2 separate regions of the Homo sapiens genome follow, and region 1 is linked to region 2. A link is a contact called in ENCODE Hi-C data. All regions are on one chromosome and are shown on one strand. The core of a region is the stretch at or near the end of the contact, and the rest is flanking DNA. Distances in the headings are between cores, read along the strand shown. Region 1 overlaps LTBP1 (latent transforming growth factor beta binding protein 1). Region 2 overlaps LTBP1 (latent transforming growth factor beta binding protein 1).

Region 1 (3,201 bases), core at 310-2,809, 75 kb after region 2:
AAGCAAGATAGTGGGCATTTTATATAAAAGTAGGAAGCTATAGAGAACTATTGTGTCGGGACCGGATGGGCAGCTGGAATTTCAACTGATGGAATGACACCCAGTTGGAGATGACAGAGAATTGATCCATTGAAAGACCAGACTGGATTCAGACTTTTACTTGGAAGTCACTCTTAGAAATAGAGATGGAAACTTTGAGACTTGCTGGCTTCCAACACAGTGTTTATAAATAGGAATAACTGTGCGATTTTCATGGAACTATGTCTTCCCTTTCAGAACAAATAGAAGAAACTGATGTCTACCAAGATTTGTGCTGGGAACATCTGAGTGATGAATACGTGTGTAGCCGGCCTCTTGTGGGCAAGCAGACAACGTACACTGAGTGCTGCTGTCTGTATGGAGAGGCCTGGGGCATGCAGTGTGCCCTCTGCCCCCTGAAGGATTCAGGTGAGCCCATATCCAATTCCTTCTGCAGGAGGCCTTTGGGGACAAGTTCATCTCACCTCCTTTGTAGCCTGACATTTCTCTTCTGTATCTTTGCCTTCACTCCTGATATCTTACTTTCATCCCGTGTGTGTGTGTGTGTGTGTGTGTAGGGCAGAACTGCATAAACATTTGGCTCCTGGTTTACCTCTACTCCCGACCCTGTCGTTAATTTTTGAAACTCTCATTCCATTACCCCAATGAATGATAAATGACCCAAAAAAACATAACTTAGCAATCAGTGGCATAGGCTTAGAATTTATATTTCCTGGCAGTTCATTTTTTACTACAATTCTTCTCATTCCTAACAGTTTCTACTTAGACCAAAATGTGTATTAGAGACGGTAGAAAATCATTCTAGGTCAAAGTCCAAATTTTCATGTCAATCTCTGTATGTGGAGATATAAGAAACGGGTTACAACAAAAAGGGAAAAGTACAGAAAGTAATTGAAGAAGTATTTCAACAAATCTCCTTTCCTTTCAAGTTCTAGATCTATCTGGGTTTAAACCTTTGGTCAAATGGAAAAGATGAGACAGGCTAAGCTCCCAGTTTCATCCCCTCTCCCAGTTTGGAGGAGGCCTGGAAGGTGCTGGCTTTGTGCTTCCTGGCTAGGCTGTTTGGTGACCGTTGAGTTGTGCACTGATTGCTAATTTCCCTTTTTTACCATCATAGCACCTTCTCATTAAAGGAAAGCACTCGAAAGTGTCCAGTATATCCTTTTGTAAAGTTGACTTGTTAAAGCTAGAAAGATCATGTGCAAGTAGAAAGCAAAGGAGTTTATTATGAATATATTCTCAGAATGGTCGAGAGGGGAAAAATTGCTTGAAAAGAGGAAATGCATTAATTTTTAGTTAATTCAATTAGAATATTTCTTTCAAGCTCTTTAGAAAATTAGCTTTGCAGCTTAGAAATAACTTAAAACCAACGTAGCATGAAAGAGAAAATAATTGGGAATTCCCGTAAGAAGAAAATGAATAGCCAAGGATAAAGAGCAAATACACAAAGCACTAGATGGCAATGATAGCAGCCCAGAATTGGAAAGAGGGCAGGTCTGGGGCCAGTTGGCACTGAGTCTGGAATCCAGCACTGCCATAGCAGCTGCATGACAAGGGGAAAATAACTTCACCCTGTACAGCTCATTTGTAAAACGGAGGCGTCTACATCTGTCCTGTTGGGTTGTTGCAAGGGCTGGGAGGATGTAGGTAGAGCAGGGGGTAATTACTAGCTTTACTGGTTGTTTCGGGCCCTGGAAGCAGATGCCACGGGGAGATAAAAGTGAAATCACTAAGTTAATGTGAGTTCAGTGAGGCTTTTGAGTCATTTTCTCACAATGCTATACTACCTCAAATCTTTTTTATTTATGCAGTGGTTTTATATTGTCTAATTTTTTTCCAAAAATCACATGTATTCCTCCTAAAGTATTAAAATAATCAAAGAGGTTATATTCCCCTCCACCTACCCCATCACAGTTGAACTCTGCTCCTTAAAGACACTCACTTTTGACAGTTGGGTTTTTATCATCCTAGCATTTTCTTATATATTAATTATCATTATATATTGATATTAGTTATTGCTGTATATTAATATATTTATATCCAACAGAGTATTTATAACTGAAGTCTATGTCATCAATCTAAGCTACACTTTGCTTGTTATTTTGCACTTCAGCATCCCTGAGATTGGGGTCATCTGATAATTATGACATATAACAATGTCCACGGGTTATTTTTCCCAATTTTTAACATCTGTTATATCAAGATACATTTTACAATCTAGGATCTCTTAAAATAGATGAAAGTTAGAACTTAAAATTTTTTTATATTGATATATTTAGGGGTGCAAGTGTAGATTTCTTACCTGCAAGTATTCCATAGTGGTAAATAAAGTCTGTGTTTTTTGTGTACCCTTAACAATAGCGAACACTGTGCCCAATAGGTAATTTTTCAACCCTTACCCCACTTCCAGACTCCCACATTTTGGAGTCTCCAGTGTGTATTACTCCATTCCATATGTCCATGTGTACCCATTGTTTAGCTACCATTTATAAGTGAGAACGTTCAGTATTTGACTTTCTGCTTCTGAGTAATTTCAATTAGGATAGTGACCTCCAGTTCCGCCCATGTTGCTGTAAAACACACGATTTTATTCTTGGTTACGGCTTAGTGGTATTACATGGATAAAGAAATTTTCTTACTGAGGCATTCCTACAGGTGCATATGTGGAGGTTCATTGCAGCATTGTTTATAAAAGGAAAATCAGGACTGGGGCAAGATGGGGCAGGGAAAGGTTAGGGGAGGAAGAAAAACAAATGCCCAGCACAAGAGATGGCTAAATAAATCATGTACATCTATAAAACAGATTCCATGCAGCTGTTTAAAAATTACCATCTTTTGGCCGTGCGCGGTGGCTCATGCCTGTAATCACAGCACTTTGGGAGGCCGAGGCGGGCGGATCATGAGGTCAGGAAAGATCAAGACCATACTGGCTAACACAGTGAAACCCTGTCTCTACTAAAAAATAGCCGGGCCTGGTGGCGCATGCCTGTAATCTCAGCTACTCAGGAGGCTGAGGCAGGAGAATAGCTTGAACCTGGGAGGTGGAGGTTGCAGTGAGCCGAGATCGCGCCACTGCACTCCAGCCTGGGCGACAGAGCGAGACTCTGTCTCAAAAAAAAAAAGAAGTTACATCATTTGAATTTAAATTAGTACAGCCTTTAT
Region 2 (3,166 bases), core at 77-2,576:
GTTTTAGCAGGGACAAACCATTTTCAAAGCATAGCACTTCTTATGGCATTGATGGGAGATCTTCCCAAGGGTTGGAAGCTAGAACTGTGGGGGCCAAGCCTTCTGCTATCATTACCACCCAGGGCCCCACAAGTTTGTGTCCTTGACTAAACTGAAGAACACTGAAAGTCATGGAAGGTTTTTAAAGTAGAGGAGCCAACACCATTTATCAGATTTGTATTTTAGAAAAAAGTTTATTCTGTCTGCAAGCTGGATAATGGATTAGAGAAGCCAAGTCTTAGACAAACAAATTAAAAGACTGTGGCAGTAACTCGGGTGAGAAAGAATGAAAGTAGGTGATTTGAGAGATATTTGAAGGGCAGATTGGTATGCCTGGGCAATAACAATGTGAGGAAAGAGGGAGAGTAAAAATAAGGACTCAGGTTTCTGACTTGGGCATTTGAGTAGATAATGGTACTAGATATTGGTGTGAAAAATAACATAAAGAAAAGACAGAGGAGGGGTCAGTTTTGGCCATAAAGACTCAGAGGTACCTGGGGGACATCAAGGAGATGTCCAGTAGACTTACCAGCTGGATGCATGCTTCTACAGTTTAGGAGAGAAATCTGGGCCAACGATATAATGCTGAATTAATTTTACACCATTTGCATCCACCAAGTGTTTTTACGTGTGGTTCCTCTCTGGAGACCTTCCTTCTTTGTAGAGATTCTTTAGTGATATTTTACTGTCTTGCTATTTTCTCAGGAGCATAGTCTCATTAAGGCAATGTACTTTCAGTTCAAACTGTTCTATCTACGGTGATTGGCTTGACAGAATTCTGGTTCCATGCAATTATGTCTATAATAAGTAAAGAAAGAATAAACACATCAGGCTACCCTAGATATTTCAAGGCATTCTGCTTCATCATTAATCATGAGTAGCCTAGAAAAATAGAAGTTTTATAAGTATCTCCTAAATGGTAATCTGCAGTGTCTGTTAATTTACTTTACCTAGAGAAAGTATGGTCTTAGAAATTGATTTTGCTGTTATATTCTACAGCCTTATAAATCACTTTCCCTGGTGCATGAATAATTAAAGAGAGCAATCCATACATTTCTGAGCTTGTTAACATTTTTGAAACAAAACCAGATACTAAACATGACATTTTCCTGTTGCTGTCTGGAATTTCTATGCCTGGTGTCTAGGCTCATTCCCATTATTTACTTTGGCTCCAATGCTTGGCTTCTTCTTTCAAGTTGTTTGCCTTCAGTGTTTACAGAAGTGGATTCCCACAACCAAGGAAAGGGTGGTTAATGAGTCAGTCTGGAAGTGCTATTTTTGTTATCGTGGACTAGAGTCAGCTCACCATAATTAGTGATATTTTGTGAAAGCAACGCAGAGCACCTAGGCAGTGCCATTTCCTTGGCTCTTCTCAGTATGTGCAGGGAACACACCCGTGTGCACACTCACAGATACGTGTTTGCCACATTTTAGTACAACTCCGTTTCTGCATTCCACTGTAAGAAAGAATACAGTCTTAATACAGTGCAAATGCATGCAATCTAGACTCTGGGTTTGTATTGTCAGTGTGCTTGTGACTGCCTTAAGAGGGTAGAAAGCTTTGCTGCTTTCGTGGTGTAGTGAGCATTGAAAAGTGAAACAGATGCTGTCACGTGTCTTTTCCTCCTTGTTTGCCTGGCTTAGGCTTAAGATGCTTTGATTATGTTATAGACCCCTATAAGATTAAGCCTAATTGTGTTATTGTATGTGTAGTTTTAGCATTTTGTGATTTAAGTTTTTCCTCTTTAAGTTCTTGCTTATTGATACCTCACTAGTGTCTGTCACTGTGACATACGGTGGACCTACCCAGGGCCATTCAAATGGAGCACAGAACTTACATGTTTATTTATTTTTGAAAAATAGTAATATGTAGTAGGGACTTAATATTTTTTAATGAAGTAGATTTTAGATGATTATTTTCAATATAAATGCTGTGTTAGCAAATAATAAAAACAAACATCAATTCATACATTCTCTCTTTCTTTAACTGTTTCTATCACTAGATTTAACTTTGCCTGTGACAGAAACTTACAGTCAGGTTAAAAGGATAGGCTTGGGTTCACATCTCAGAACCACCATTTTCTATGTGGCGTTGGGCTGGTTATTGAACTTCTCTAAGCTTCAGTTCCTTCCTCCATAAAATGGTTGGCCCATAAGGATTTTGTTCGGATTAAATGAGATGATGTATGTAAAGCTTTTAATGCCCACATGTAGCAAGTGCTTGATAAAGATTAGGTGCTATTATTATTATCTACCTCTTCAGCGTGTGCCCTACCTTCAAACTGCCCAGTAGGCTTGTGTTTGTCCCTTAGATTACTTGGTTTTTATCATATGGATTCACTGCCATTTTAGAGCTTTTTATTGGACTCTTTTTCACCTTTCTGTTAAAACTTCTCTGTGATTTCTCTGGGTCATGAGTCATATCTTTTGCTTTTGTGAACTCTCCCATCCTATTGAATTCATCAATTTCCAAAATAGACCTCAACCCATCTTTGGTTCTTTGGAAAATGCTTTCTTGTAGAGATGTTGCACTAAATCTCCCGTCTCTTCCTTCCTCCCCCCTACAACAAGCCATCTTTACTTCTTGAATTTATTCACAGAGCATATTTGGTTCCGAGTTACTTTCAGAAGGTAAGTTAAAGTATAGAACCGTCATCCATTTAGCTCACGACAAGCTGCTTTTTCTCCTTTGGGCTAATTTGAAAGTTTATCTTTAAGAATCTGCCTGGTCTTCTGAAGGTCTACTGTTTCCATTTCTAACCAAATTTAACTTTATCCATGTTTTCTTTTTCTTCTTTTTTTGTTCTTTCCATTACGCAACATTCTTCAAGATGTGGACGAGTGCCTGGAACCAAACGTCTGCGCAAATGGTGATTGTTCCAACCTTGAAGGCTCCTACATGTGTTCATGCCACAAAGGCTATACCCGGACTCCGGACCACAAGCACTGTAGAGGTAAATACTGTGATCAAGTTTCCCATTTTTATTTAAACTTCATTTAAATATAGATTAGAGCAATTAGCCTTAGAAAAGGGAACCCTGCTACCTGTGTTTATTTTGACCGAGCGACTTAGAGCACATATTGGTTGGCTTGGCTGAAAGTGGCTCCTTGCTGTGGTTAAATACAG

What was found. A loop is a pair of places that touch in the nucleus more often than their neighbours do. Pooled maps may share reads with other maps.
Region 1: a loop to region 2 is called in a map of endothelial cell of umbilical vein, with 2.8 times the contacts of the local background. The contact joins two enhancer-like sites. A Hi-C loop is called at or near these places in 8 of 168 maps with a recorded cell type or tissue (PC-3, aorta, ascending aorta and 4 more) and 7 of 50 pooled maps.

Annotation. Positions count from the first base shown.
Region 1 is chr2:33,365,057-33,368,257 of GRCh38, forward strand. LTBP1 (latent transforming growth factor beta binding protein 1) reads left to right here. Exons shown (of 34, transcript NM_206943.4): 31 at 277-447. Among named protein-coding and RNA genes, the nearest start is that of MIR4430, 52 kb to the right of the region's middle. Within about 2 kb of position 1,560, at least 6 of the 41 ENCODE cell types and tissues checked have a DNase peak (open chromatin) inside an H3K27ac peak, as active enhancers do; they include ascending aorta and endothelial cell of umbilical vein, where a contact is called at or near this core.
Region 2 is chr2:33,290,290-33,293,455 of GRCh38, forward strand. LTBP1 (latent transforming growth factor beta binding protein 1) reads left to right here. Exons shown (of 34, transcript NM_206943.4): 20 at 2,871-2,993. Among named protein-coding and RNA genes, the nearest start is that of MIR4430, 130 kb to the right of the region's middle. Within about 2 kb of position 1,327, at least 4 of the 41 ENCODE cell types and tissues checked have a DNase peak (open chromatin) inside an H3K27ac peak, as active enhancers do; they include ascending aorta and endothelial cell of umbilical vein, where a contact is called at or near this core.